Linked DNA regions of Homo sapiens: region 2 is linked to region 1. A link is an interaction called in ENCODE POLR2A ChIA-PET data of the cell type or tissue named here. Cell type or tissue: OCI-LY7. All regions are shown on one strand. Links, peaks and the distances in the headings refer to the core of each region. The heading gives the core; the rest is flanking DNA.

Evidence for each region. Peaks named below come from ENCODE experiments on the same cell type or tissue, not always from the same donor. Only the 100,000 strongest peaks of a DNase experiment are listed, where the experiment ranks them.
Region 2: POLR2A ChIA-PET joins it to region 1 with 5 read pairs; 20 of 35 experiments call an interaction of 5 or more read pairs at or near these places.

Annotation. Positions count from the first base shown.
Region 1 is chr7:24,823,514-24,826,013 of GRCh38, reverse strand. All of the region lies in intron 16 of OSBPL3 (oxysterol binding protein like 3), which reads left to right. Among named protein-coding and RNA genes, the nearest start is that of GSDME, 67 kb to the right of the region's middle. In OCI-LY7, for the core only: no CTCF peak of the experiment used is centred there; no DNase peak of the experiment used is centred there; H3K27ac peaks cover 1,097 bases.
Region 2 is chr7:25,113,489-25,122,075 of GRCh38, reverse strand. CYCS (cytochrome c, somatic) reads left to right here. Exons shown (of 3, transcript NM_018947.6): 3 at 1-3,420. Among named protein-coding and RNA genes, the nearest start is that of CYCS, 7.5 kb to the left of the region's middle. RefSeq lists enhancers at 4,026-4,295, 4,346-4,395, 4,546-4,615. In OCI-LY7, for the core only: no CTCF peak of the experiment used is centred there; a DNase peak (open chromatin) is centred at 4,145; H3K4me3 peaks cover 544 bases; H3K27ac peaks cover 1,092 bases.

The DNA.
Region 1 (2,500 bases), core at 1-2,500:
AGGATATGCAATTAAGCTACAGTCTAAAAGTAGCTTTTCCTAATTACATGAAACTTTAGTTGTCCAGATCATTGTTCATTTTAACCATTTACCCACCCACCTGCATACCCTTGACAGTGTCAGAAAAGCTGAGTGCAGTTATTAAAAGTTACTAAAATGTAAGAGATTGAAATGAAGATCTTTTCTTTTGCTCTACAGGCTCAGCCTTTCTTCCTTTTCTGTTATTTATTGGAGGACTCTGAGTCCATACATTCTTGGACAGGCTTATACTTGCCACACCCATCACTTCCTCCTTGCACACTCATGTCACCTCTGCATAGTCCTTGTATCTACTAGTTAGCAGAGTTATTTATTACTGATTAAATAAGTAAAGATACTGTCAAAGGGTAAATTCTTAAAGACACTCAAAGGGTAAATTCAAGCCGTTCAAATAAAACCAGCAATAAATCAAATATGAGACAACTAAACCATTGCTTTGTGGTTTTCTCCATTTCTAGGTCAAGTCAGCACTTAATGTGTTTTTGTTTTTTAATTTTTTGCAAGAGGCCATGTGTTTATGAGATAAGTGATTCACTCTGAACATGGGAGAAGGGAAAATAATTGGCATCTGCATTCTCCCCAAAATCAGGCCAGAATTCTTGGCATCATCCTTAATAGCTCTTTCTCTCATCATTCACATCCTCTCATCAGCAAATCCTGGGGTCTCCCTTCAGAAGCCTTCCTTCTACAGCCAGCCATTTTCACTTTCTCTCCCATGTGATGCTGGTCACCTAGCTCAGGCCACTAAAATCAATGACTGGGATTATTGCAGTAGGACTCACTACTGGTCTCCTGTTTCCAGAGCCAGTTAATTCCTTATCCAGCAGCCCCAGTGACTGCTTAAAACAGAAGCAGCAGCTGCTCTAAATCCTCCACCAACTTCCCAAGTCACTTGGAATAAAATCCAAAGTCCTGGCCATGGTCCACAACGCCCTCGAAAATCTCACCCTCAGACACTTCTCCTACTTACCCCACCTCCTCATTTAGCTCTGCCAGACTGGCCTTGCTTCTTCTGCTTCATACCAAGCATTTTCCAGCCATTGGCCTTTGCTGTGTCCCCTGCCTGGGACGTGCTTCTCTCAGATATCTGCATGGTTAACTTCCGAACTTCTCTCAGCCCCACAGGTTTCCATTATTAGAGTCCTGCCCCACCACCCTGTCTGACCAGCACTCCTACTCACTGTCCCCACATCCTCATGCCCTGCTTTATTTTCCTTAACACAATTTCTACTGACAAATTATGTGCTTCTTATGTGTCGTTTGTCTTACCCACTTCCATACTAAAATATAAATTCCATCAGGGTAAGAATTTTTACCCTTGGTGACTAGGACGGTGCCTGACACATCACAGGCAATCAATAAGTACTTGATGAGTGACCTGGAAAGAATGGCCACTTGGTCCCCTCTCTGGATGACTTCTTCACCTGGCACTTGCCCTCTTTTTCGTTATTGCCCTGTATTGCTGCAGGGAAATCAGGACCTAGGAGGACTGGATAGTTATGCCTTGGAGCAGTTGCAGGGGAGAACTGATGTACTGAAGGGCTACTTTTCTAAATCTGAAAAATAAAAACTTACAAAGTACAAAAATACTGAAAATACCTCCTTTTCCTATCTGCTTCTCCCCTGACCTCTTATATAAAGTGCATTCAAAGCATAAATTAAAAATGATTAGGTCAAGGTAAAGAAAGGCCTCAGATATATAAATAAATTATAAATTACCAGAATTCTTAACTGCCAGGGGAACTGTATTGGGGCTTGTAGAAAGAAAGATAGATACATGTGTTACCATATAAATACTTGCGTAATAAAAACCATGTGTACTAATTTCTTGAATGCTTGGGCATCCTTACCAATCAAGAATTGCTCTTCTTTGATTGGAGAGGACGTGATAGGGAAGAATGCTTAAAAAAAAAGTCTAAATTGGGTTTATTCAACAGGCTAACAGACAGCATCTCCTTCCAGGGCTGGGTCAATTCAGACAAATGCATTTACTGCCCTTTTTGCCTGAATTAAAATGTAAGGAGAATACAGACTCAACCAAAATCCTGCAATAACAAAGACAGGTTAGATTCTGCTCATTATTCTCTACTCTAATAGATTTTAGAAAGATTGCCATCAACAAAGATTAAGTGATTAACTGTGAATTACCTTTTTCCATGGGCATTGAAGTTAATCAAAGCCTTTGTATAATTTTTTCAAGTTGGCCAGCATCCGCCACCACCTTTGATGCTAAGATTCGAAGAAGACATTAACAGCAGATGTTAGAATCAGAGCATTTTGAAGCCAAGAGGGATCCTCACACCTCATTTTACAAAGAAATATGCGAGACTGAGGTTGGAAAGGTCAAATTCAAAAGTTTTTTTTCTCTAAATGTCCATGAGAAGGAACCTTAATGATGTGTCCTGGCTTTGGGGAGGGACACGAGCCCTGGATCTGGAAGAGGATGACATAGGTTTGGAGT
Region 2 (8,587 bases), core at 3,087-5,586, 290 kb before region 1:
ACTAATGAGAAAGACCTGAAGTGAAGGCTAGAGAGTTGATTTTTTTTTTTTTTGGCATCCTGGAAATGATACAGGAAACATATTAAGATAGATACAGAAATGTGTTCAACCTTCCATCTTGGCTAGTTGTGGCGTTTAGTTTGTTTTTTGAGACATGGTCACGCTGTGTCGCCAAGGCTGGAGTGCAGTGGTGCGATCTCGGCTGGCTGCAACCTCTATTTCCCAGGCTCAAGCGATTCTCTCACTTCAGCTTCCCAAGTAGCTGGGACTACAGGTGTTCGCCACCATGCCCAGCTAATTTTTTTGTAGAGATGGAGTTTTGCCATGTGGTCCCAGGCTGGTCTCAAACTCCTGAGCTCAAGCAATCCGTCCACTTGCCTTGGCTCCCCAAAGTGCTGGGATTACAGGCGTGAGCCACCAGGCCCTGCCTGGTTTTCAAATTCAGAAATCTTATTATTTAACCCAGAAGTAATCAGCCCAGTAGTAACTTAGGTTTAATTTTTTTTCAGGTTTAAAATTTTTCTCATTTATTTTTTCTGAGACGGAGTTTCGCCCTTTTCGCCCAGGCTGAGTACAGTGGTGCAATCTCACTGCAACCTCCGCCTTCCAGTTGCAAGTGATTCTCCTGCCTCAGCCTCCTGAGTAGCTGGGATTACAGGCACCCGCCACCACGCCTGGCTAATTTTTGTATTTTTAGTGGAGATGGTGTTTCACCATGTTGGCCAGACTGGTCTTGGACTCCTGACCTCGTGATCCACCCACCTTGGCCTCCCAAAGTTCTAGGATTACAGGTGTGAGCCACCACGTCCGGCCAATTTTTCTCATTTCTATGCCTCCTATATTAAGGTCTGTGTTGGCACAGATGAGTAACTGCCATGTTCTAGGTCAGTTATACCCAAGCACTTCTGGTGGTTTAAAATGTGATTCTGTAACTTTTTTATTTTTATTTTTTTGAGATAATTTCACTCTTGTTGCCCAGGCTGGAGTGCAATGGCGTGATCGCTGCTCACCGCAACCTCCGCCTTCCAGGTTCAAGCGATTCTCCTGACTCAGCCTCTCAAGTAGCTGGGATTACAAGCATGCGCCACCATGCCCAGCTTATTTTGTGTTTTTAGTAGAGACAGGGTTTCTCCATGCTGGACAGGCTGGTCTTGAACTCCCGACGTCAGGTGATCTACCTGCCTCGGCCTCCCAAAGTGCTGGGATTACAGGCGTGAGCCACCACGCCTGGCCAATTATGTAATTTTTTAAAAAGGACATTTCTATCAGGGATATATACCTTCAGAAATAAGGAAATAGGGGAAAAAAAGAGCACTATAAACCACATGTTTTCATTTCTAGTGCTTCGCTGTAAGTGGCTAGGTTGGTAGAATCAAAAACAAGGGCCAGATGTATTTAAGGGGTATTCAGATGCCACCTACATGCTTATTTTGTCTAGAACAGTGCTGTCTAATAGAACTTTCTGTGACGATGGATATTTTGTAGACTTTTGCTGTCCAGTGTGGTAGCCACTAACCACATGTGGCTGTTAAGCCCTTGAAATATAGCTAGTGTGACTAGAAAGTATTTTATTTTAAATTTACATAGGCACAAGTGGCTAGTGGCTACTGTATTGACATTCTGGGTCTAGGACTAGAACCAGTGGTCTGTAACAAAAGTACTTTCTCTTTACTCTATTAAATCTAGAATTAGCCGGGCATGGTCGCTCATGCCTGTAATCCCAGCACTTTGGGAGGCCAAGGCAGGCAGATCACTTGAGGTCAGGCGTTTGAGACCAGCCTGGTCAACATGGCGAAACCCTGTCTCTACAAAAAACATAAAAATTAGCCAGGTGTGGTGGTGGGCACCTGTAATCTCAGCTACTTGGGAGGCTGAGGCACAAGAATCACTTGAACTTGGGAGGTGGAGGTTGCAGTGAGCCAAGATTGTGCCACTGCACTCAAGCCTGGGTGACGAGTGAAACTGTCTCCAAAAAAAAAAAAAAATCTAGAATTCTTGGAAGTACATTATATTGCCCTTCAGAATAGATTCCAGTTCCTGTTGTGCTCACCTTTATAATTTTACCATAAGTTTTACCTATTCGTAAGTTGGCAGTTTTAGATAGATAACATTCTGGTGGTAGCTAGGGATTTACCTTTTGTCATCCTTTTCCTGCACTTCTCTTGAATTCCTTTATAGATGTACAGTTTTGCTTTAACCACTGAAGATTGCTGTAAATTATAAAGGGTGTGATAGAATCCACATGGCTGTCAAGAAGGAGATCTTACCAAGGACAGTTGACTGACTAGTCTCAGATTGTTTCATATCATTTATACTTGGGTAAGAGTAAACTAGATAACTGGGCGTCGTGGTGCACACCTGTAGTCCCAGCCACTCTGAGGCAGGAGGACTGCTTGTGCCCAGAAGTTCGAGGCTGCAGTGTAGCTGTGATTGTGCTACTGCACTCCAGCCTGGGCAACAGATAAAGGAAACTCCATCTCTTTTAAAAAAAAAAAAAGTGGTCTGGGTGCAGTAGGTCATGCCTGCAATCCCAGCACTTTGGGAGGCCAAGGCAGGCAGATCACCTGAGGTCAGGAGCTTGAGACCAGCCTGGCCAACATGGTGAAACCCCATCTCTACCAAAAATATAAAAACTAGCTGGGCGTGGTGGCGGCACCTGTAATTGCAGCTATTTGAGAGGCTGAGGCAGGAGAATCGCTTGAACCTGGGAGATGGGGGTTGCAGTGAGCCAAGACCGCCCCATCGCACTCCAGCCTGGGCAACAATAGTGAAACTCCGTCTCAAAAAGAAAAAAAGTTTCCTTAGAATGGAAAATATTCATTCATGAGCTCTTTTGGCAATCCGTCATCAGTATATTCTGAAAACCAATAAGATGTTGCCAAGTTGGGGGCGAGAGCTATGTAATGCAAGGCATATGCCTGATGAAGTATACAAATACACCTGACCAGAAACTTTGTCTCCCACATAAGTCTCTTCTAGGCACTGTCGGGGTACATACTGAGCTGCTGCTTTGGCTGTATTTTCTGTGCCTCAGAATAACCATTGTCCTGGTGTTCATATCCTTAGAGTTCAGTACAAAATGTTGGATATCCATTTAATAGGTTCCAGGTTATCTTAGTTGGAGTTTGGGGTATTTGAAAACGTCATGCCTTCAGGCTATCATTTCCCTCAGAAAGCTAAGTAAATTTACTGCATTCATTTCTCAAAGAGTAAAAGTGCAGGTTGTATGTGTCTATGAACATTTAAACATGTTAAAATGTTAAATTTAACATTTTAAATTTAAACATTTAAATATGTCTGTAACTTGAACAGTGTAGTTTCAGAAAGGACCACTGGGCTAGTGTAATGCAGAAAATGCTGGGTCTAGGATTAGGAGAAAATTGTGTTTAGTGTGTATCAATAAACAGCCCGTGGACCCAATCTGACCAGATGCCTGTTTTTGTAAAGAGAACTTTATTGGGCTTGGTGCAGTGGCTTATGCCTGTAATCCCAGCACTTTGGGAGGACAGGGCAGATGGATCACAAGGTCAGGAGTTTGAGACCAGCCTGACCAACATGGTGAAAGCCCGTCTCTACTAAAATACAAAAATTACCTAGGGGTGGGGGGCGGTGGGCACCTGAAATCCAGCTACTCGGAGGCTGAGGCAGGAGAATCGCTTCAACCTGAGAGGCAGAGGTTGCAGTGAGCCAAGATCACACCACTGCACTCCAGCTTGGGCAACAGAGCAAGACTCCGTCTCAAGAAAAAAAACTTTATTGGATCACAGTCACATTCGTTAGTGTATTGTTTAGGGCTGCTTTGGGCTACAACATTAGAGGTTAGTGGTTGTGACAAAGCCTAAAATATTTAGTGTGGCATTTTACAGAGTTTCTCAGTTCTGTGTTTAGAGCTTTGCTTTATCAATCTGATTAACACAACGTTGTATTTGTGGAGAATGGGAATAAGCACCTCAAAAGATTCACTGAATGATGTGTGAATGCCTGTAACTGGCAAGCACAGAAAAATTTGTTCATATCTATGTCAAATTCCTTGAAAGTCACATAGTGAAAAGTCACTACTTCCAAGGTTAGCAAGAACCTATTTGTCGATATTTTCTATTCTCAATTGACTCAATCTGTGTGACATCTGACACACTTGACTGCTCTTATTTTCTCACTTCCCTCAGTTTGTTAGTTTCACATTCACATAGAATGAAACAGACATAAACATCGTTATGTATGTGTAGCTGTAATAATCTCTTGATAACCCACATACTTCAGCATGACGTTTTGCCCAAATTCTAGTCCCTGAACTTAAATTGCTTTGTAGTTATAAAGTGCGTTCATATCTCAATTCATCCTCAGCACCTCAAAAGGCACTGGGGACAGGCTCAGAGGTTGTTACTGCTAAAGGTCACACAGATACACTTCCTCGTTAGCAGTACCACATGTACTGACACCAACCCTTCCTCCGTGCCTTCTAAAACGCCACATAAACTGGGTCATCTCTTTTAGCCTCTTTACAGAATGTACACACTTTGTTAATAGAAACAGGGCTTTCTCCAGGCCCATGAACTTCTCAGCCCTCACAAATAGAGACTGCTTCCACACAGTCCACAAAAGAGGCCATGTAGTCTTGGCATCTTCCAAATCATCACTCTTCTCTCACAGGCAGAGCTACTTGTGTGAGGTTTCTGACATCTGCATGGACCTTTGGACCTTTTGCTGTCATCTGTGTACTTCTAGACCATTACTCACTGGGCACTTCACCTGGCTTATGATCTCTACTGCAACCCTTTTTTATTTTTAAAAGTTATCCTGGTAATAGCTGTATACATTCAAAGAACCTATCCTTAATGCCACTGTAGCCTCAATTTTTTACTTGATTTTAACTCTTCTGAGGGCTTTCCCATCATTATAATTTAGACTTATCAGTACTCCAGAACTACTCCACCTCTGAAATTAGAAATCCCAATACACCAGTCTTTGATCACAAGCTCATATTGTTCCTTGTCTCTCATTCTTATTTCTGTTGTATCTCCTTGAACTCACCAAAACCCCTAGGTCCCGATCATACTCTTCAGCCTCCCTTCCTCGGCCAGCCTCTCAGTGTATCTCTTCCATCACTGCATTGCCTACATCCTCTACCTTTGTCACTTGTATTTCCTTTTGTGGCATCTGTCCTGCAAACAGCCTGAGAACAGCCCAGCAATCTTTGCTTCCATACCTGATCTGAACACCGTAGGAGAAAATCACACTGCTGTCCGTCAGCACCACTGTAAACTTAACCGTCTCTGATTCAGCTGAACCAGCAGAAACCTTGCGCAGCTGTCCTTTTATGTATCCATTCTTATCCCAGTCTTCATTGTTATTTTAGATGTTCATCATGCTCCTCATGATTCTTATCCCCACTGCCTTTCTTATAGCAGATGGCCTTGCCTCCCATTTCAGATATGAATTATTTACTTCCTGACTACGAGGAAGGTTTCTGCTGTACCCCATCCTTCACTTTGAATGTTGTTCTTAATTCAGATATGTTTCAGAATGGTCAATCACATCAGAACAGTCGCTCTACATATTACACCCCAACATGGTCATTCTAACACCCATTCTCAACCCCCTTGTCCTCTGCCTCCCTCTCCCATAAAAGTTGGAAGGACTACATGTCTACTTTCTTTTTAGCCCAGGAACTTTGCATGGGAAGCCACATTTAAACAATATAAATTCTGGAAATTAATATTTTCTAATTCAGTTTAACAAAATTATAGTTGTCTCTACCTGAATTGGGCATGTGTAGTGCGTCCAGACCAAGAGATGATACATCTTTGCAATTTGGGGATAGCAGGAGAAATCTGTAGATTTTCTAAGTCACCTGCACTGAGTTGGGGCATGTTGTGTTGTCAGTAAGATGAAAACTTCTATACTTGTTTACTGGTGAATGGTAGAGGAAGACAGCCCAAGGATCTGAGACCTCCACTGACACTGCATAATGGAACCTTAGGCACATTAACCTCTCTGTATTTTAGTTTCCTCATCTGTAAACTGGCACTAATTATTTTAGCCCTTAGGGTGGTTTTAAGGATTAAACAAGAGAATGTACTTGGCATGTTGCCTGGCAGTCAGTAAACATTCAAAGATTAGCTATTCTTGAACTAGATGGGCAACAATTTATCAAATTGTTTAACAATTGGACATATTGCCTGGGAGAGAGGGTGCTCACTGAGATGATTCTTCCAAGTGAAGTGAACAGGATGGTTTAGTGGGAGAGAAGTGCCTGGAATTAGGGATTTGTATTCCTGACTCTGGCCCTTAATTCTAACCATTGACTCATCAAGTGATGTCTCATACACTTTTAGTGACCTGGACCAAGAATCAATTAAGTTCAACCTCCACCAACTTCATTTACCTTGAAAGCTTTTCTAAGGGGGGGGTCCAAGGCTTGTAGTCAAATGTATGTATACACTGATATGTATACATTCTCATCTTCTAAGTGTGCCTAGTTTCTCTAGTAATCTACGAAAGGCATAGTTTTTAATATCCCATTTACTGGTATAATGCCAGCGCTAGTCAATTTCTCCTGAATCTTAAAATCAACATGAAGAGAAACAAATTGAGTTGGGAATATGTGCATTAGAGGCAGCTTAGAGTGGGAAATGTTTAGGTGGTTGGCTGCAACCCTCCACTGTTCCATCTCCCAGGAGGATTTATTAGGATGTTCCATCCAGGTCATAGCAGGTTGCCACCTGGAGGGCCCTTACCTATGAAGAACTAGTGGTTCTGCCTCTCGTCCTGTCACAATGCCTTGCTAACTTGTGTTTAGCAATGTTCAGTAGTTACCTTGTTAGAGTTTTGATTCTGGAACATTAGCACTTCCTATAATTTTTTTTTTTTTTTTTTTTGAGATGGAGTCTTGCCCTGTTGCCCAGGCTAGGGTGCAGTGGTGCAATCTCAGCTCACTGCAACCTCCACCTCCTGGGTTCAAGCGATTCTCCTGTCTCAGCCTCCCAAGTAGCTGGGATTACAGGCACACCACCATGCCTGGCTAATTTTTGTATTTTTAGTAGAGATGGAGTTTCGCCATGTTGGCCAGGCTGGTCTTGAACTCCTGACCTCAGGTGATCCACCTGCCTTGGCGTCCCAAAGTGCTGGGATTACAAGTGTGAGCCACTGCTCCTGGCCCCTCCTGTAATTCTTTTTTTCTTTTTCTTTTTTTTTTTTTTTTTTTTTTTTTTTTGAGACAGAGTCTCGCTCTTTTCGCCCAGGCTGGACTGCAGTGGCGCTATCTCGGCTCACTGCAAGCTCCGCCTCCCGGGTTCACGCCATTCTCCTGCCTCAGCCTCCCAAGTAGCTGGGACTACAGGTGCCTGCCACCATGCCCGGCTAATTTTTTGTATTTTTAGTAGAGATGGGGTTTCACCGTGTTAGCCAGGATGGTCTCGATCTCCTGACCTCGTGATCCTCCCGCCTCGGCCTCCCGAAGTGCTGGGATTACAGGCATGAGCCACCGCACCTGGGCACCTCCTATAATTCTTGAATGGGGCATATGTGATGGTGATAACAAAAAATCACTGTGCTAGCCGGACAAACACTGTATGTTGAGTACAAAGGTTAGAGTTGGTATAGGAAGAGACCTATGGGAGAGATTTTTAATTTATGAGTCTCCTGAGTTAGACTAGGTTAAGATATTTAAAAAACCAGTGCTTAGTGGGAAGTGACAGGGCCAGCCCATTTCACCCCCTCCTAACCTGGTATGTCTCAAAATAAGAATGAAGGAGGGTTTTTTGTGCGGTACCTCAAGGTCAGGGAAAGATTCATTTAGGCTGAGCATGGTGGCTTATGCCTGTAATCCCAATGCTATGGGCTGAAAAAGAAGGATTACTTGAGGCAGGAGTTTGAGACAAGCCTGGACAATACAACAAGACCCCACCTCTACAGACAATTTCTTATAAAATTAGCCATGCATGGTGGCATGTGCCTGTAGCCCTAGCTACTTGAGAGGCTGAGGCAGGAGCATCGTTTGAGCCTAGGAGTTAAGGTTTATAATAAGCTATGATTGTGCCACTGCACTCCAGCCTGGGCAACAGAGTGAGACCCTGTCTTAATAAAAGATTCAGAGAGTCTTTTACCATTATAAAGCAAATGTAGGCTGTACATGCCAGATTCCTTTTGTAGATATCCTGCCTGAAGATTCTGATAGCTTCCTACTCATTATGCTAAACTTGATGAAGCAGGTTAGCACCAATGCCTGTATTAGATACAAGAGAATACAGCCAAGGTATGTGATTTCCTAAGGGACCCTGTCAGCTGAAGCAGTTCCCCGCTCCACCCAAGTTGGTTCTCCATCAGAATACCTTGGAAGTGGAGAGCTAATGTCTTTACTCTTGGCCTTCTACACAGCAGGGGCTATATTAAAATCTAACTACCTTTTGAGTTCATAGGAAGGCAGGGAACTGCCCTTCAGGAAACAGCCTCCCCACCATTGGTTCTTCTAATTTACTGGTCATTCCTTCTCAACTTCATCTGCAGGCCTCTTTTTTGTCCAGTCTTGCAGAGATTGCTGTTGGTCTACTCAATACCCATTCTCTCCTTCATTTTTAGTAACAGAACT